4 separate regions of the Homo sapiens genome follow, and regions 1, 3 and 4 are each linked to region 2. A link is a loop called in an ENCODE intact Hi-C map of the cell type or tissue named here. Cell type or tissue: heart left ventricle. All regions are shown on one strand. Each heading gives the region's core, and the rest is flanking DNA. Links, peaks and the distances in the headings are about the cores only. Region 1 has its middle 5.2 kb from the start of CEACAM21. Region 2 holds the start of LOC107985329 (a long non-coding RNA gene). Region 3 has its middle 13 kb from the start of CEACAM21. Region 4 holds the start of LINC01480 (long intergenic non-protein coding RNA 1480).

What was found. Hi-C counts contacts between places; a loop is a spot of excess contacts. Peaks named below come from ENCODE experiments on the same cell type or tissue, not always from the same donor. Only the 100,000 strongest peaks of a DNase experiment are listed, where the experiment ranks them.
Region 1: a loop joins it to region 2, with 8 times the contacts of the local background. A loop is called at or near these places in 100 of 110 quality-filtered maps.
Region 3: a loop joins it to region 2, with 7 times the contacts of the local background. A loop is called at or near these places in 99 of 110 quality-filtered maps.
Region 4: a loop joins it to region 2, with 6 times the contacts of the local background. A loop is called at or near these places in 45 of 110 quality-filtered maps.

Annotation. Positions count from the first base shown.
Region 1 is chr19:41,568,476-41,573,408 of GRCh38, reverse strand. It overlaps a transcript of CEACAM21 not described here. Among named protein-coding and RNA genes, the nearest start is that of CEACAM21, 5.2 kb to the left of the region's middle. RefSeq lists a silencer at 3,283-3,577. In heart left ventricle, for the core only: CTCF peaks have their summits at 2,390 and 2,596 (motif pointing right); a DNase peak (open chromatin) is centred at 2,588; H3K27me3 peaks cover 2,153 bases.
Region 2 is chr19:41,446,810-41,451,742 of GRCh38, reverse strand. LOC107985329 (a long non-coding RNA gene) reads left to right here and starts at 2,151. Exons shown (of 2, transcript XR_001753941.2): 1 at 2,151-2,234; 2 at 2,654-2,808. RefSeq lists an enhancer at 2,475-2,534. In heart left ventricle, for the core only: CTCF peaks have their summits at 2,224 (motif pointing left) and 3,616; a DNase peak (open chromatin) is centred at 2,182; H3K4me3 peaks cover 1,724 bases; H3K27ac peaks cover 781 bases.
Region 3 is chr19:41,561,155-41,566,087 of GRCh38, reverse strand. It overlaps a transcript of CEACAM21 not described here and the pseudogene LOC110467527. Among named protein-coding and RNA genes, the nearest start is that of CEACAM21, 13 kb to the left of the region's middle. RefSeq lists an enhancer at 2,375-2,669. In heart left ventricle, for the core only: a CTCF peak has its summit at 2,499; DNase peaks (open chromatin) are centred at 977, 1,467 and 2,567; H3K4me3 peaks cover 1,077 bases; H3K27me3 peaks cover 3,182 bases.
Region 4 is chr19:41,535,235-41,540,167 of GRCh38, reverse strand. LINC01480 (long intergenic non-protein coding RNA 1480) reads right to left here and starts at 4,670. Exons shown (of 3, transcript NR_110724.1): 1 at 4,567-4,670; 2 at 4,385-4,454; 3 at 3,264-3,567. In heart left ventricle, for the core only: a CTCF peak has its summit at 2,165 (motif pointing right); no DNase peak of the experiment used is centred there.

The sequences.
Region 1 (4,933 bases), core at 473-4,472, 120 kb before region 2:
GGAGTGGCATCTGGAAGGCCTGACTGTAAGGGTCAGAAGGGCCAGCAGGTGGGTGTCCTAGGCACAAACGGTGGCTGCTGCTGTGGACTGGAGGAAGGTAAGAGGCCCCGAGTATTCCATGTTCTTACTGGCTCCCCAACTGAGGATTCCTCTCCTGGGCTGGTGCTGTCCTGCAGCAGGGAGGGGTTAGACAGGGACGGCTGCACATCAGGCCGGAGTCCATGTCATCCTCTTAGGCACTGTCACTACAGATTGAGGATTCTGTTCATAAGCCAAGCCTTTGCACAAGGAAGGGACCCGGGCTCTCAAGGAAGAGCAGCTCCTGGTCAGACCTCCATCTCCTTCTCTCTCATTGCCTGAGGCCTCAAGCTTGGTCTACCTGGCACAGGGGTCTGGATCCTCCTCCCAGGGTTGGGGTCTTACTGAGCTGGGCACCTGCAGGTGGGAGAAGATCTGGAGGGGCCCCATCTGCCTTCACCAGATTGATGTTGAGGGTCCCTGAGTCCTGCACCACTATCAGGTGCTGAGCAACTTCCAGTGTCAGTGACAACCACCCCATGGTGGAAGCAGAACCACCTCGTGAGAAAGCACCTCCAAGCCTCAGTGCTTGCCATGTGTGGGAATTTGCTGGTTTCAGTTGGGGGCATGTTGGTGGGTGGTCATGAATTCAGGGCCGGATTCTATGCTCACAGTGCACATGCTGGATGTGGTACAGACCCCAGGCAGGGCTCAGTGGGGTGGTTTTGGGTGTGCACAGGTATCTTTTCTGGAGGAGCTGGTGGTGATTTGGCTCCCAGAAGTTCCTGAGCTCTGCAGACTCACCAAGCACTCAATATTTGAGTGAACATTGGGCGAGAGAGCAGAAGGTAAGTGTCAGGGCATCGGGGTTGGTGCCTCTGGGAAGAGGAGGAACATTCTGGGAACAAAGCTCTCCCCCGGCTTACAGGGAGCTTCCCATCGCTCCTGCCTTGAGGATCAGGGAAACTAGGGCCTCTGCTCTTCCAGGGGCTGCTTGCAGGCAGTTTGCTCTGGGAGGGGGTGACCCAGGAGTTGCCTCTCATTTTGCATTTGAGATTTAAAAGGAGAAGGGACAGTATATCTTGCCAGGTCACAAAAATTACAGGCATCATATTGACTGAAGGGCACTCCTGTCATCATTGCAATATACCAGAATGGTCTTTTAAAAAAATAAGTGATTTAGGTTTACCAGCAACTGTAATGCTTGTTTTATTCTTCTAGTTCACCGTTAATGTCACTTTTGTAGTTTTAGCACTGGCAATGTTGATTTTATGTTGACTCTGATGATTTTAAGCTTTCATTTGTTCACATAGAGATCATCTTCTTTCTGAATATTAATGCATTTTTTCTCTATTTCTACTGGTTATTCCTGTACATAGAGTAGAGAATCACTTTTCCCAAGGAGGTGGAAAGCTTCTGACTACCAAAAAAAAAAAAAAGTGTCAAAATGCTTTAAAGTCAGTAACTTAAAGATCAAATCCAAGAGTGGGCAACAGATTCTGCCCAGGGTCTGAAAGGTGGAGAGGTGACTGGTGAGGATGTTTAAAAGACCTCTCCTCTCTACTCCCTAAATGGGGGCCATCCAGTGTTCTTGAGGTTCAGAGAAGGCCCAGGGCTGGGGCAGCAGGGCACTGTCAGCTCCCAGCTCCCAGGGGCCAGGAGTAAGACCCCAACACTGTCCAGACACTGATTGCATTCATTTTGGGGGAGAGTAGATTCTTATTTAAAGAATAATACAAAAGTCTACAAATTTGAACATAAACAGAAATTCCTTTGCTACAATTTTCCCCTTAATAAGACATTCCTTCCTAATGACATATGTGACTGCATTCATGGCTGAGATGTTTTCTAGGATGGTGAGAGCATCAGAGTGGACTATCTGGTGCCTTGGGGTCATGCATTTTCTTCTTTCAATGTCTACAGGATCCCCCATGTCCCACTTTGTAGTGTAACTCAGTGTGTGTCATTCTGGTTTTTGTTGTATAGATCCTTGGAAAGCCCATGTCATTCCTGCTGTGAGGTACAGGCAGCCAAATGGCATCATCTCTAAACATGCCTTCTCCTGGTACATCAAATTATGGAATAAATGAAAGCCATTTTGACAGATATTGAAGATATAAGTTTCTACTCTTCCCACACATGCGATTCTTCTCCCAAGTGAAGGATTTTACTGGTGAATTGTTATTAGAGATTAGTGTGGATCAGTGACTCTGCCAGGGGAAATTTTGCCCTCTAGGGGACATTTGGCAAAGTCTGGAAACATTGTTGGTTGTCAGAGCTGGGGGAGGGAGTCCTGCTGGCATTGAGTGGGTGGATGGTGCTGAACACCCTGCAGTTCACAGAGCCCCACCAGTTTGACCACCCAAATGTCAATGCTGAGGAGTGGAGAGCCCTGCTGTGCCCTCCCGCAGCTTCCCTGAAGCTTCCCCTCACCTGCTCCTCCCATGTCTCCCCACCACTTCCCCACTTCACCCGCCTCCTTACACCTCAGTCCCCTCCACCTGAACTCACCCCTTAGTCCAAGGCCAGCCCTGATCTCCGCTCTCCTGGTCTCCTTGCTCCTTAGCAGGAGGCGCCCACTAGATGGCGCCCTTGCCCTTACTGGAGCTCACCGTCTCCCTTTCCACCCTGAGACAAATGTGGCTGCTTTTACTGCCACAACCCCAGCCCTCCACGCTCTAGATTTGCTCAGGGAGCAGCTCCTGGACAGACCTCAGGGACCCCAGGGAGGAGCCTCACTCTGGAGATTTTGATGGCATGGTCTTTGAACTTCACTGTTACCCCCAGTCAGGATCCAGGATGTTGGGAGTGCATGATTCTGCCCGGTCCCACTTCAGCAGGACCCCACTGCTGAGTTGTCTGTGGGGACCCGGGCCTCTCATCTCCTTCTTGCATTGCAGGAGAGGGATCTTAGCACTGCTTTCACATAAAGTCAGATAATGGAGGAGTGCAGGTGAGTTTGGGAAGGTGGACATGAAGAGAGGTTGTGTCCCTAGAGGTGGCAGCAGTGAGAGGATGGGCAGGTGGGAGGAACACAGCCCATCCAGGGTTGCCAGCCATATTAGGAGCGACAGCCTTTCCTCTAAGCCTCCAGCCTTTTTCCTGAAACATTCCAGAACTTTCCACTTCAGCACTTCCCACTGAGGCTCCTCAGGTCTGTCCCTGAGCTCCCAGCTGAGCCTACCTACCCATCTGAAATCCTGAGTCCTGTGTCACCCTCGTTCCCCATTATTCTGTGCAGTTCTGTGGGACGCCCAGCTCTCCTGACACCCCCAGTCTTCAGAATGGCCATCAGCGCTGTCGCTGTGGCACCAGGGTGACTGCCGCCTGGAGGCTGAGTCCTGGCTTCCTGACAGCTGTGGGGCCCGCTCTAGGCTCCCTTGTCCTGATCATTCATCACCTCCAGGATGCACAGCAGCTGGGCCAGGGGGAGGAGCAGGGACAGGTGTCAGCCACCCTGTGTGTCTGCAAGTCAGGCTGGGGGTGTGGGAGGACGCCAGGAATGACTGAACTTTCTGATTTAGAGGGTGAGAGCTTGCACTGATGGAATTTGGGATTTAATAGGAAAAGCATAGCGTTTTCCTATTTTGTAGGCGGGGTGGCTGGAGTTTGGAATCATAGATTCCCCTGGGATGTCACTGTGGACCTCAGTCCCACCCGTTAGGGGCACAGATTTCAGAATCCACACCCTGGGGCAAAGCAGGCATGGGAGGCTCCATCAGCCTGGCCAGGGCTCTCTATTTGTGCAGCTGCTGCAAGGAGATGTGCACTCTGATGGGAACAGTGCTCCCTCCTCCTTGGGGGGCAGTATCTAGCTCCCTGCAGCCCCTCTCCCTGCAGGCCCTGCCCTCTCTGAACCTCACCTTCCCCAACCCGCCCCCCGCAATCCCATCTCAGCTGTAATCCCAACACTTTCTCATCCATTATGGGTGGACTGCTTGAGCCCAGGGGTTCAAGACTATGCTGGCTGGACAATATAGCGAGTTGTTGTCTCTACAAAAAGACAAAAATTAGCTGTGCATGGTGGCATACACCTGTAGTCCCAGTCACTCAGGAGGCTGAGGTGGGAGGATTGCTTGAGCTGGGGAGGCTGAGTTGGCAGTGAGTTGAGATTGTGCCACTGTATACTTCAGTGTAGGTAACAGAGCGAGACCCTGTCTCAAAAAATAAAAGTAAAAAAAAAAAAAGAAATATGGAATACATTATTGTTAACTCTAATCAACCATGCTATGCAATAGTCCACCAGTAATACCAGTAATAGCCAATAATGAATTATCTGAAAAAGAATACAATTTATTCTTAGCTATCTACTGCTAAAATTTTTAAGCTATCTTTTATGATAGCTGAAACAAAAGAAGTAAATTTAACCAAGGAAGTAAAAGACCTTTATAATGAAAACTGTAAAACATTGATGAAATAAATTGAAAAAGACACACGCACAAATAGAAGATATTCCATGTTCATGAATTGGAAGAACTGATATTGCTAAAATGTCCTTACCACCCAAAGTGGTCTACAGATTCAATGCAATTTCTGTCAAAACACCAATGATATTCTTCGAAGAAGTAGAAGATCCTAAAATTAGAAACCACAAAAATTCCTAAAACCTGCACAAAACACCCTGAGTTGCCAAAGCAATCTTAAACAAATAGAACAAAGCTAGTGGCATTACACTTCCTGACAATCAAAGCATACTGCAAAGCTATAGTAACCAAATCAGCATGGTCCTGGCATAAAAACAAGCACATAGATCAATGAAACAGAATAAAAATCCCAGAAATAAACCCATGCATCTCTAGCTAACTGATTTTCAGCCAAGGAGCCACATGCACACAATGGGGAAAGGACAGCCTCTTCAATAAGTGGTGCTGGGGAATTGGATATTCATATGCAGAAGAATGAACCTAGACCCTAT
Region 2 (4,933 bases), core at 635-4,634:
TTAGCTCTTGAACCCTTACTTTCTGTTTGAGGGAGAAGACATATCATCTACAAGTAGATACTGTGTAAACATTCCATTGCATGACTATCCCATAACTTATTTATTATTTGTGTTTGGTTATTTGCTGCTATGTAACAACCCCACTCCCAACTAAATGGTGTGACAATTCCATGATTCTGTGGATCAAAAATTCTGAAAAGTCAAACCCAAGGAGTTTTGTCTCTGCTCCATGATGCTAAAGCCTCCGCAGGGGTGAGGCGAATGGCTCAGGGTGACTGAAAAGCTCAGGGTTGGAACAGCTGGGGATGAGGCCTCTATGTATAAGATGATTCTTCACTCACAGGTCTGAAACTATGGTGGGGACAGCCAGAAGGCTCGGCTCAGCTGGGACAGTCACCTGAGCCCTACACATGACCTCTCCAACATGGTGATCCTGAAGCAGTTGGGTTTCTTACACAGCATCACACTTTTCTTTTTTTTTTTTTTTTTTGAGATGAAATATTGCTCTATCACCCAGGCTGGAGTGCAGTGGCACGATCTCAGCTCACTGCAGCCTCCGCCTACCAGGTTCAAGCGATTCTCCTGCTCCAGCCTCCCAAGTTGCTGGGATTGCAGGCGCCTGCCACCAAGCCCAGCTAATTTTTGTATTTTTAGTAGAGACGGGGTTTCACCTTGTTGGCCAGGCTAGTCTTGACCTCTTGACCTCAGGCGATCCGCCTGCCTCGGCCTCCCAAAGTGCTGGGATTACAGGCATGAGCCACCGCGCCCGGCCAAAGCTCACACTTCTTATGATTCAGCCTTAGATGTCACATCAGTTCATTTTCCCCACACTTATTAGTGTTAGAAGTCACAAGCCCACCCATACTCAGGGGACTGGCACACAGACCCCACTCTCAATGGAAGGGGTGGGACACCACCATTCCTGCTGATGGGCATTTGGGTAACTTCCTGTTTGAAGCTATTAAGATTGGGCTGCTGTGGCCGGGCGCAGTGGCTCACGCCTCTAATCCCAGCACTTTGGGAGGCCGAGGCGGGCGGATCACGAAGTCAGGAGATCGAGACCATCCTGGCTAACACGGTGAAACCCCGTCTTTACTAAAAATACCAAAAAAAAAAAAAATTAGCTGGGCATGGTAGCGGGCGCCTGTAGTCCCAGCTACTCGGGAGGCTGAGGCAGGAGAACGGCGTGAACCCGGGAGGCGGAGCTTGCAGTGAGCCGAGATTGTGCCACTGCACTCCAGCCTAGGCGACAGAGCAAGACTCCGTCTCCAAAAAAAAAAAAAAAGATTGGGCTGCTGTGACTATTCTAGTAGGTGTCTTTGGTGAGCGCCTACACGTGTTTCTCTTTTTCTCTTTAGTATATGCCCAGGAGGGGAACTGCTGGCTCCCAGATACCGTATGTTCAGGGTCACACACACTTCCACAGGGTTTTCCAAAGCCCTTGTACCAGCACGCACTCCCAGCACCTGTGTGACTGCTCCAGCTGTCCCACAGTCTCATCAGTTCTATTGCTGATATTTTCATTTTAGCTTAAGTTATATTTAATAGGAAAATTACCGTTGCCTCTGCCCCCCGTTCCTGCCTGTAGGAGTTTCTCGTAGCTGTTGCTACAGGTGGCCACAAATCTGTCACTTAAACCCACACAAATTGATGTCCTTATGGCTTTGGAGTCAGAAGTGTCAACTGAAGGTACTAGCAGGGCTGTACTGACCTGGTGGCCTCAGGGAGCATCTGTGCTGCTTCTCCACCTTCTAGAGGCTGCTGCATCCCTCGCTCCAGCCCCTTCCTGACACCACTCACCCTCCTACTTCTGTTATCACATCCTCACCTTCTCTGTGTTCAGGGCTCCCTCTGTCTCTCTCTTGCAAGCACACTTGGGATTCCATTGAGGGCCACCCACATAACCCAGGAGAATTTCTCCACCTCAATATCCTTAACAACTGCAGAGCCCTTTTGCCATAAAAGTTACCATTCACGGGTTCCAGGGATTGTGACATGGGTAGCTTTAGGAGTGATTATTCCTGCCTGTCTCCCGCTCACCAGAACTTGGACTTTCTCTCTCAACAGGAGCCCCCTGTGTGGGAATAGCCTGTCTCAACGACGCCCTCTATAAGGACCTGCTTCCTCAAAGGACCTCATAGTCGGGTCCTGCCCCTCAGTGTCCAGTCTGCCTTGGCTGGAGGGGCTGCAGGGGTGTGTTGGCGCCACCTGGTGGAGACAGGGCATCACAGCAGGTGGGAGCCCAGTAGAAGCACAACCAAAACATGGGTAATGTTTAAAATTTTCTGGCTAAGCGCTGTGGCTCACGCCTGTAATTCCAGCACTTTGGGAGGCCGAGGTGGGTGGATCACATGAGGACGGGAGTTTGAGACCAGCCTGGCCAACATGGTGAAACATCCCCTCTACTAAAAAATACAGAAAAATTAGCTGGACATGTGGCGCGCTCCTGTAATCCCAGCTACTCGAGAGGCTGAGACACGAGAATCGCTTCAACCCCGGAGGGGTTGCCGAGATCGCGCCACTGCACTCCAGGCTGGGCGATAGAGCGAGACTCTGTCTCAAAAAAAAAAAAAGAAGAGGGGAGGCGAGGGGAGGGGAGGGGAAAAGGGGGAATTTGTTTGGAGCTGAGACATCCATCTTCTCCTGACCTCAGATATTTGCACTCCTGGTTATGAAGCCTTCACACTTGGACTGAATACACCACCAGCTTTCCCGATTTCCAGCGTGCAAATGGCAGATCGTGAGACTTCTCAGCTTCCATAATTACATGAGCCAATTTATATATATAAATTGGGTCCTCCAGAAAAACAGAATAAATTATATATATAATTATACGCATAACTTAATTAAATTATACGTATAACTTAGCTATATATATAATTTATTCTGTTTTTCTGAAGAACCCTACTGACACAAATGTTGAGCATCTTTTCATGTGCTTATTGGCTTAATAACTTGTACATCTTCTTTGGGGAAATGTCTATTCAAGTTCTTTGCCCATTTTGTAACTGAACTATTAATATTTGTCTTTACATTGTTGAGTTGTAAAAGTTCCTTATATATTCTAGATACTAGAGCCTTATCAGATATATTTCTGCAACTATTTTCTCCTAATATATAGGTTGTGTTTTTATTTTCTTTTTCTTTTTTTTTTTATTGAGACAGTCTCACTCTGTCACCCAGGCTGGAGTGCAGTGGCATGATCTTGGCTCACTGCAGACTCGACCTGCCAGGCTCAAGCAATTCTCCCACTTCAGCCTCCTGAGTAGCTGAGGTTATAGGCACTTGCCATCGCACCCAGCTAATTTTTGTATTTTTTAGTAGAGCCGAGGTTTCGCCATGTTGCCTAGGTTGGTCTTGAACTCCCTGCCTCAAAGCGATCTGTCAGCCTCAGTCTCCCTAAGTGCTGGAAGTACAGGTGTGAGCCACAGTGCCCGGCCATCTATTTTCAATAGTGTTTTTTGATGTACACAGGTTTGGAATTTTGATAATGTTCAATTCATCCATTTTTTTTTTTTTTTTTTTGGTTCTTTCTACTGGACCACCACTCTTGAGCCCTCTAATCCAACCTCCACGCGGCAGCCAGAGGGAGCTCTCTAAATGTAATTACTCTTTCCCTGCTCCACCTGCTCAAAACAGTGTCACATTTGTGATTTAAAACAGTATTTCTCAAACCTAATTTGCAAACAAAGCAGGTGGAACTCTTCTTGTATGCACAGCATCTGATTTGGTTGGTCTGGCATGGGTCTGGGAGTGAGCACACCTACCAAGCGGCTGCTGGGGTAACTTGCGTTTTCCACTGATGATTTCAGCAATGTTTCCGGTCCCACATGCTCCTCCAGAACCTTGTACTCCCCCATGAAAAGGTGGAGTCCATTTCCCCTTCCTTTATTTATTTTTTTGAGACGAAGTTTCACTCTTGTTGCCCAGGCTGGAGCGCAATGGCGTGATCTCAGCTCACCGCAACCTCCGCCTCCTGGGTTCAAGCAATGCTTCTACCTCAGCCTCCCGAGTAGCTGGGATTACAGGTATGTGCCACCACGCCCAGCTAATTTTGTATTTTTAGTAGAGACGGGGTTTCTCCATGTCGGCCAGGCTGGTCTCAAACTCCCGACCTCAGGTGATCCGCCCGCCTCAGCCTCCCAAAGTGCTGGGATTACAGGCGGGAGCCACCGCGCCCGGCTATTTCCCCTTCCTTTGAACCTGATCAGGACTTGACGATGGCATCAACATGGTGAGAGTGACCCTGCATGGCTTATGAGGCTGGGTTACACAAGGCGATGTTGCTTCTGACTGGCTCCCTCTCAGGATACATGCCCTTGGAACCCATCCTCTAAGCTCCTTGGGAGCCCAACTTAGCCCATGTGGAGACAAGACAGGGAGAGAAACAGAGGCACCCCCAGCCCTCAGCCAGCATCAACCGCCAGACAGGAGAGCAAATGCGCCAACAATGATTCCAGCTGAAGCCTCAGACAGCGTGGAGCAGAGATGAGGGATCCCTGCAGATTGCAGATGCGTGAGCAAAATGCATGCTGTCACTGTTTTGAAACAACAATGTCTGGGGGCTGTTTGTTATGCAGCAATAGACAGCTGTAACAATGCTGTTACTGCTGTATTCCATGAATGACTGCACTTTGAGTAGCAGGGGGCTAGATCACTAGATAAGCCCCATGGCTTCTGTGTATGCTATTTTTCTACTTTTATATCCTTTTCATTCACTTTTTTTTTTTTTTTTTTTGAGACAGAGTCTCACTCTGTTGCCCAGGTGGGAGTGCAGTGGTGCAATCTTGGCGGACTGCAACCTCCACTTCCCGGGTTCAAGCAATTATTGTGCCTCAGCCTCCTGAGTAGCTGCGACTATAGATGCACCCCCATGCCTGGCTAGTTTCCGTATTTTTAGTAGAGACGGGGTTTTGCCATGTTGGCCAGGCTG
Region 3 (4,933 bases), core at 294-4,293, 110 kb before region 2:
ATTACCCTGAATTTGCTTTTCTGTTTACAATTTTAATTCCTGGGAACTCTTTCTTGTTCTCTGACTGCACCCTTTTCATGAGAGTTCAGCCATCAATCCTCCAGAACCCCACCCCCCCCGCCCCCCCAAAAAGCAATAAAGATGTCTAAAAGCTTCTTTCTGGGCTTTCGAATGATGTTTACCCCAGGCATTTGTTCTATTCGTTCATCACCCATTTTCCCTACAACTTGCCTACACTTGATATCAGATTTTTATTTATTAGTCACCTATCTTCTTCATTGGCCCATTTTCCTATTTTGCCACTGGTTGTTCTCAAATGTGTTATGATTCCTGGTTGTACAGTCAAGTGGTTGATAATCTTGGATATACGATAAAGATTTGCTCTGTAGCTGTGTGTAAGCCTATATAAAAGCTTTTGTATTTTTCTTCTTAAAAAAGACAAAAGATGGTTGGGAAGATCCCTCCAGTTCACCAGTTCGAGGCTGCAGTGAGCTATGATAGCGCCGCTGCTCTAGCCTGTCTGTGAAAAACAAGGGGGGCGGGGGGCGGGGGGGAAGACTGGAGATGTAAATCTCCCGCAGGGCCCTACCCGTATCCGCAACAGGTCTCTAACAGGAACAGCCTCAGGCCTGTGTTGGAACAAGGTAGGTTACAGAAATCTGGAAGCCAGATCTGTAACTTCAGGGTAAGGACTGGCTCTCAGGGCTGATCCCCCGGGCTGGGTGTCCCAGAGGCACCCGCCCCCGCCCCTTCCCCAAGGCAGGCCAGGACACCTTCACTCCTCTCCTTAGGCTCCCCACCCCCTTCTCCTCCCCACTGTGCCTCCTGGAGTAGCGGTGGCGGTGCCACAGGGGAGCGGGGCGGGGCGGGCTCTGAGGGCAAGGGGGATGGGCCCCGCCGGGGTCACTGGCGGCCACCCTGGAAACTCGACGCAGGCCGGCCCTTCTAGTGAATCGTCCCAGCCACAGCTGGCCTCCCAGCCGCGCTTGGGGCGCCTCGGGGCGCGAATGGTGCAGGTTGGGGAGACTCACCACGCACCGTCGGGGGTCGGTCCGGTTATTCCTCACCGCTCGGCTCCAGTGGGCGCGCGGGCCTCTCCTCCTCAGTTCCTGCGCTGCAGTCCCTCCCTCACCCTTCGCAGCTTGGGAATCCGACTGTGTCATTCCGACGGAGCGCCGTGAGGACCTCCGAGGGTGTTAGCGCCAAGTGATCTCTGTCCAGCGCTCTGAATATCCAAGTAAAGGAGTTCAATGAAGGGCGGGTCAACGGAGGAGAAACCGTGACTCTCTCAAGGGAGCCCAAGGCCTCCTTGTCTAATTAGTGACGCGCCAATGGATGGAGGCTCTTCCCACCATCTCTTCCCAGCATCCAGTGACACCACCGCCAAGGGACGGGCTCGGCGGAACCTGCAGGAAAGAAGCATCGGCTGAGCCTGACTGCAGCGCTGTGAAGAGACAGGGGAGGGGATCAGTAGTTGGTCCCGCGCCCACCCCCTGTTTCCGCGAGGGGCGGAGTTGACTGGCCATGCAGGCAGAGGGCGAAATGTGAAATTCCACTACTCCTACCGTTTTTCCCTGACCCGATGGGGCGGAGTGTCGTCAGGCTAAGTTCCCTGGCGGTAAGGTGGGGAGATTGAGGCGCACACCTGCCGAACGGTAACGCAGGATTAGCTAAGGCGAGCTCAGGACAGAAGCCTCCCGAGGAGCAGGAGGGCAAAATAATAAATAAATAAATAAATAAATAAATAAATAAATAATAAATAACTCACTCCTTGGTCTTTATTTGCGGCAGGAATTCAGAAGGTGAAAGCGGGGCCTTAGGATCTTTCTGACCTTTTGGGTTTTAAGCAGGAGGTGTCAGAAATGTTACCACAGGGCTAGCTGGCTTGTGGCCAGCAAGCGTTCACAATGCCCTCGATTTTTCATCCCTGTCTGTGGGTTCTTTTTTTCATTGTAAGGCAGAATTTCTACGATTGCTCACCCACTCAGAGAACCTGAGCTGGTTTAGACCAGGTGAGACAGGCTAGGTTTACCCTGGTGATGATGTGTTGTTGCCATGGCGATCCTGCCCAGTACCAGAGGCCCTGCAGATTCAGATACTTGGTGCCTGTGCTTGGCTGAGGGGCCAATGGGTGAAGCTGCCATCTGCGGGATGATGACTGAAGCCTCTAAGTCAGAATCCGCCCAGGCTGAGCCTTAGGGCAGCTCCATGGAGCCTCGGCTGGCCTGGGATAGAGAGTCCACCACTGTGCCAGCCCCCAGCCACTGCCTAGGTCCTGTGCTGAGAGCCCCTTGTCCAGGGAAATGGCGTCCAGTGGAAAAGGGACCACCCCCTTGCCCTTCACTCAAGGCAGGTTGGTGACAACCCTGAAGCTAATCCGTTCCTAGAGGAGCTGCTTCTGGGTCCGAGTTTTCTCTGCAGCAGAGCAGCTCCCTGGATGGGATCTGTTCAAAGTCCGCCTTTCACGCGGAATTTTCCGTCCTTGCAATTTTCCACCTCCACCACTAGGGGATCCTCTCTGACCGCCTCATGCCGGCTCTGGCCTCTGAGCAGGGGTCTCTCTTCTGCATGTGCGACCTTGCGCATGCCTAGTGGCCTTTTGGGACCTAGAGCTGCTCCACACCCCGATGGGGTTACAGAGTGCCTCGCCTCCACTCCACCCCACCAGGGTTCCTTCCCTGGCTGGGATGGGATTTCAGAAGCGCCGAGGAACAGCCCAGACAGGTGTGGGAGAGTAGCCAAGGCCCCTGTCCCGGGGTGGCCAGGACAGCGGTGGCCTCGCATAGGACCTGGCTGGGCTGCTGCAATCAGTGTCCTGCCCCTTGGAGAGCAACAGTGAAAACAACAAGACTATCTTCACCCACCTTAAGAAAGAACAGAACCAGTATCCCCAACTCTGCTGTGTATCCCAACCCAATTCCATTCCCCACCCCACTCTCAGTAGCCAATATGCAAAATATTAGAATACTCTTACTGTTATTATTTTCAACCACACTCTGCATCCTGAAAAACCATATATTTCGTTATGTGCTTTTAAACTTCTTGAAAATGAAATACTGAGGCTGGGCGCAGTGGCTGACACCTGTAATCCCAGCACTTCGGGAGGCGGAGGCAGGCGGATCACGAGGTCAGGAGATCGAGACCATCCTGGCTAACACAGTGAAACCCCATCTCTACTAAAAATACAAAAAATTAGCCGGGCGTGGTGGCGGGCGCCTGTAGTCCCAGCTACTTGGGAGGCTGAGGCAGGAGAACGGCGTGAACCCGGGAGGTGGAGCTTGCACTGCGCCGAGATCGCGCCACTGCACTCCAGCCTGGGCGACAGCGCCAGACTCTGTCTCCAAAAAAAAAAAGAAAAAAGAAATACTGAATTTTCAAATACTTGCTTTTTTTTTCGGTCAAAATTATGTTCTCAAATTTCACTCCTGTAGATGTGCGTGGCTGGCTGTAGTTTTTGCATTTTTATTATTAGGTATTCTCCTGTTGCATTAATATGCCACATTTTATTTCTCTCATGTTTTTGGTGACCACTTGGGGTGTTTTTTGGTTTTGTATTTTTGCTGTATACATGCTGCCATGGTGGACATACCTCTTTATACATATTTCCTGTTGTATGCAGACACAATTTTAGGATGTGACATCTTCAGCTTTTCTATTGTGTCGTGTGTCTTTTCCTTCGTGCTTTGTGTTATTTACATATTCTGGACACAGATTCTTTGTCAACTGTATGTGCTGCACATCTCTTTCCCAGTTTGTGTCTTCTTCTTCTTTTTTTTTTCTTAAAAAAAACTTTCTTTATAGTGTTTTTTCTTTCTTTCTTTCTTTGTTTTGTTTTGTTTTTTTGAGATGGAGTCTTGCTCTGTCACCTAGGCTGAAGTGCACTGGCCGATCTCGGCTCACTGCAACCTCCGTCTCCTGGGTTCAAGTGATTCTCCTGCCTCAGCTTCCCAAGTAGCTGGGATTACAGGTGCCTGTCACCACACCCAGCTAATTTTTGTATTTTTAGTACAGATGGGGTTTCACCATGTTTGTCAGGCTGGTCTCGAACTCCTGACCTCAGGTGATCCACCCTCTTTGGCCTCCCAAAGTGTTGGGATTACAGGCGTGAGCCACAGCACCTGGCCTGTGTTCTTTCTTAAGTAGATGTTACTTTTAATATAATAGAATGTATCATATTTTGCTTTTATATTAGTACTTTTTCTATCTAATTCAAACACATCCCCAAGGGTCTTTGTGTGTAGACTGACCAATTTCTCAAGAATCATGAATGAATACTGCTTCTCTTTCCCCAATTTATCTGTAATGCTACCTTTATTATAAAGTTTCTATGCATGTGTAGAAATAGTTCCTGATTTTTCACTCTGTGCCACCAGCATACCAATAGCACGCTGTCTTAAATATTAAATAGCAGAGCTTTATGAGACAACTTGATGTGCAGTAGGCAATTGCCCCCTTGTTACTCTTCTTCAGGGTTCTTTGTTGTACCACATGAATTTTAGAATTGGCTTGTCCAGCTAAAAGACAACTGCAAGGATTTTATTTGGAAGTTCATAATTCTATACATAATTTGGGGAAAGTATTTTCATAATACCAAGTCTTCCTATTAATGAACACAGACTCTCTCTCTCTCTCCCCCACCCCCACCTGTTTAGTTATTTATATCTTTATGGTCTGTTAGTTATTGTTTATTGTCTTTCAACCAGGTTTCATGTTTTTCTACATAGAGGCCTTGCATGTGAAAGTCTTTCTTCCTAGCTTGCTATTACAAATTTTTTTTAATTGCACTTTTTGGGTACAGTGGCTTGTACTGTAATCCCCGATACCTGGGAGGCTGAGGCAGATGGATTGCTTGAGTCCAGAAGTTCAAGACCAGCCTGGGCAACATAATGAGGTCCCTGTCTCAAAAAGTTTGTTTTAAAAATTGCATTTGCTG
Region 4 (4,933 bases), core at 342-4,341, 89 kb before region 2:
GTGCTGGTGCCTGTTGTCATGTTCCTCTTCATGTCCAGCCGCCTGTGTGTTCCTCCGCTGATGTGCTCCTCTCGACGTCAAGCCTCCTGTGTGTCTGACTGCTAGGGTCTTGGGGTTTTTATAAGCACAGGATGGGTCTTAGCAGGCCAGGATGATCTTGGGAAAGACAACATTCGGTCAGGAAAACAAAAATGCCTGTTGTCATCTAGGTCCGTGGGGACAAGCCCAGGTGTGGAGCTTTTAGCCAGGGACCACAGCCTCCTGTATCCAACACTTCCCTTCACCTTTTCTATATCATTCAAAGGGATCATGCCCTTCCCATCCCAGCACTTCACTTTCATGTCATTTGCCCCCTCTGAAGAGGTACATCTAACTGCCATTAGAATATGGATGATGACCAGTCTTAGCTGCTTCCTGCTGAAAGGGGGCATTGTTTTGGGGGAAAACGGCAGTCAGATTCCTCCCAGGGGTCTCTATAATAAAAGATCGAGGTGGCTACTTTCAGGAGGTCCTCTAATGTACTATCTGGTCCCAAGTCCCATTTCTGCAACCTCCTCCTGATGTCAGGAGCTGCCTGAGTAATAATTTTATCCTTTAGGATTATCTGTCCCTCGATTGAATTAGGAGATAGAGAGGTGTGATTTACCAAGGCCTCTCTTAGCCTCTCCAGGAAGGCAGTGGGATTTTCATCAAATCCCTGGTTAATTATGGACAACTTAGTATAATTGAGAGGCTTGGTCTTAGACCTACGTAAGCCCTCTATTATGCACACCTGAAAGTGTCTCCTCTTCCAGTCTTCCATCTCATTATTGGGATCCCATTTAGGGTCCTTCACTGGTGCTACTTCTCTTCCAGTTGGATAATATTCGCTCCCTTCCCTGATGCTATAGGTGATGCAAAGCTCATCCCCAAATCTCTCTGCTGCTGGCAGAGCAGCCTGCTTCTCAGTGTCTATCAGGTTCTGACTCAAAAGTAACATAACGTCTCTCCAGGAGAGTTCAAATGTTAGGGTGAAATTCTGGAAAGCTTCTATATATCTATCAGGGTCATCTGAACACTTGCCCAGATCTCCCTTAATTTGCTTTAAGTCTTGTAGGGAAAAGAGGACTTGGACCTTACTGGGCCCAAATTCACTGGGCATCTGTAGGAGGGGCAAGAGTGAGACTGGGCTTGTTTGGGATGAAGATTTCTAGGAGGGGCCAGGTGAGAGGCTGAAGCTGGATACGGAGGTTGGGGTGGACCCAGAGGAGCAGGGCTTGAGGGAGCTGGCACGTCAGCTGGGGGTGCGTCTGGGACTCGTGTCTTTAATTCCCTGGGCTTGACCCTGGCAGCCTTCCCCGAGACAGCAAACAGGAGGGCTGGAACAATCCTACATGTCAGCAAAGGTCTGGATTGCTTTGCAAGGTATAGAAAGCCTGCACATTTGGGGCCTCAGACCATGTGTCCTCACATCCAGAGAAAAGTTCTAATTGCAGGATGGTATTGAAATGAATGGTCCCTTCCTGAAGCCAAGCCAGTCCTTCCTGTAAACCATAATTTGGCCAAACCTATGTGCGGAGGGCTATGAGATGCTTTTCCTCTGGATTCTGAGGGTCAAAACAGTCCCAATGGTTCAGGATACACTCAAGGGGAGTACAAGCTGGGGGTGGTGAGGAGAACTGGCTGCCCATTCTGAAAGACAGGGAATAGAGGTGTTCCTCATTTCCCTTCCTTCTTTTGGCAAAAAGCTCAGGGTGTGATGGGGAGGGAAAGCAAGCATCTTCACTTCACTTTCCACCTCTTACCCCTGCGCCCTGGCAACCTTGGCAGGTGCCGGCCACAGGTACAAATGCGGTATGTACCCATGAAGCAGGGAGAACCTGGAGATTAGGAATTAACTGCCCTCACCTATGTTTCCTTTTCTCCCTGCTGTTGAAAAACTTTGAGTTCCCTGGGCCTTTTTATCCCATGAGGCATGGCCTCCTTCTGTGGGATGGGGTTCAGTCAGCAGGAATTGGTCCTGTCCATTTACATTGTGCCTGTTGCCTGGCTTTGAATTCCTCAGACCTGCTTTCTCTTTCTAGGGCCTCAGCCTGAAGCTTGGAATTGAGTTTGGGACTGAAAAAGCATTTCAGAGGCTGTTTATATCCATTTAGTGCCTCAAATAAGCCCTGCTGAATTTGCAATTATCAGCCAGCAGGGGTCACTCCTCTGTTAACTTCCCTATTAGAAACAGAGCGGTGGGGATTCTCACTTAGAAAAGAAAAAAAGAGAAAAACAGTTAAAGAGGCAAAAAGTGGGGAATGCTGGGGGAAGAACCCCTTGCTTAGTGCAAGTGGGCCCCTCTAATCCTTATAACTTTCCCATCCTTCCCCCAGTTCAGACCAGGTTGAATTCCTTGGCCATGGAAGGAAAGGTTCCATTGATGCAGTGGGTGAGAAGCACTCTGTAGGGTCCTGGCTACCATCGGTTTTCTCACACCCCCCTCATCCCAGGCAGTGGAGGGAGACACTTCTGCGACATTGCTCCCCCTGCCCCTTCATGGCTATTGGGTGTGGCCTTTGCCTGCTGCAGGCATGCCTAGGTGCTGGAGCTGGGAGGGAAAAGGGTAAGGAGAGGTGCCCTGGAAGCCGCTCATGCCTGGGGCTGTCAAGGTGGAGGCATACATGGCACCTCTAGGAAAAATTGGTCTGATTTGCACCTTTGGCGGCTGAGCCAAATGCTCATTTTACTTAGTAACATTGCCTCAGCCTGTAGCAAAACTCTTAACATTATAAAGGAAGAGATAAGATCCATTTCAAATAATGTGTGAGAGAGAAAAGAGATGAAAGGAAAACAGAGTCTTTTACCTGCAGGAAAGGGAGAGAAGTGGCAGAGTTTTGGAAGAAAGGCAGGCCCAACAGTTTCCCATTCACTCACACTCACCTTCCGAGATCCCAGACGAGCCACCAGTTGAAATGGGAAAAGTTTCCTTGTCCCCCTCACAGGAGGTGGAGTGGGGGTGTGGCTTGCTTCTTTAGTACTCCGCTGCTCAAACCTCTAGGGAAGCATACAGACTGGCAAGTTGTGGGGCTACAACCCCATGGCAGCATCTAGGGGTAGATGTTTACAGCTGCTGAAGCCCCAGTGGACATGTGGTACCATGTGCTCTTTTAGTTTTGCCATCTATAGGTGGCTTTGTGGTAACCAGCTCAATTAGACCCATTCCTTAACCCAAAGACAGAGGGCTTTCTGTATCCCGCGGTTGTTACCTAGGTGTACCAGAAAAATCAAATCACACGTGGTCTTGGAGAATGAGTGCAAGGTTTTATTGAGTGGAAGTAGCTCTCAGCAGATGGGGGAGCCAAAAGGGAGAATAGTTTTCCCCTGAAGTCGGGTTATTCAGCGGCCCAGGCTCTCCTCTGGCTGCCCCAGCCAAACTCTATGTCAATCCATTGGTCGGTGGCCTGCCAGAGTGCTGGTGCCTGTTGGTGGATTCCTCTCAGCGTCGAGAGTTTTTCCCTCTCAGGAAAGGGAGAGAAGTGGCAGCCACCCATGTGTTCTTGCACTGATGTGCTCCTCTCGACGTCCAACCTCCTGTGTGTCTGCCTGCTAGGGTCCCAGGGTTTTTTTAGGCACAGGATAGGGCATGGTGGGCCAGGGTGATCTTGGGAAATGCAACATTTGGTCAGGAAAACAAAAATGCCTGTCCTCATCTAGGTCCAGGGGCACAAGCCCAGGTTTGGAGCCCTAGCCAGGGACCCCGGCCTCCTCTACCCATCACTTTCCTTCACCTTTTCTGTATCATTCAAAGGGACCATGCCCTTCCCTTCCCAGCACTTCTCTTCTGTATCAATAGGTGATGTTTTTAAAATTTCCCAACTCTAGTGCAGGCATGGTACTAGACATATACATAGAAATAAAACCACACTTATTCTTCTGGCTGGCAAGACATAGTATTTTTGCCAAATTATGTGTTGTTTTGAAGCATTTTATGTACCCCTGGTCATATAAAAATAAAGCTATTTTGTTCAGTACAAACAGCAGCATTTTCTGGATTAGAAAGTTAATCATCTTAAAAGATCATCACGGATTTTTCCATTGCACTCATCACTAATTGCTTTGGCAAAAAATTTCTTATCTCACGCATGACAAAATCAGCCGCAGTATCTCCTAGTAATTTAATGGTGATGATCTTTATAAAGGAAATAAGCACATCAAGGGAAAACATAATTTTTTTAAAAAAAAGAGTAATAAAACTTTTTAAAAGTCTTTTTTAAAAGACTGCTTTTCTAAAATAGTAAAATAAAACTCCACCAATAAAACCACCAACAAAACAGAAAAGAAAAAATAATGATATGATCGGAGCTATTTGATGAAAGATGGTAAATTAAATTTAAAATGATTAGAAGAGAAAAAGCAATACCTGTCTCCCGTAGGTCTCAGTCCAGGTTCTGCTATGCCTTTCTCCTGGTGAGCCACCTATTTAAGAGTCGCTTAAAGCATATGTTAATCCAACAACAGCAGATTAAAAACCAATGCAATCTGAACTATTTGATCTAAAAACATAAATAAAATTTAAAACAAATAAAAGAGAAAAAGCAGTACCTGTGTCCTGTAGGTCTCAGTCCAAGATCTGCTCTGACTCCCTTGTGGTGAGTTAGCCCTTTAGAAGTCACTTGGGGTGGGGCATATGTTAATTCCACTAACATTGGTTCTGGCCAATGAGTCAGGAAGGTGGTAAATGGCACCTTTTCTTCTTGCTGATTTCTTTCAGTTCCTTTGGAGTCTGGACATTAGTCCTTTGTCAGATGCCTAGTTTGTGACTACTGTTTCCTATACTGTGGGTTGTGTGTTTACCCTGCTGATATTTCTTCTGCCTTGCAGAAGATTTTCGGTTTCATTAGGTCCTATTGATCTTATTCTATTTTTATATTTTTGCGTTTGCTTTTGGGGCATTAGTCATGACTACTTG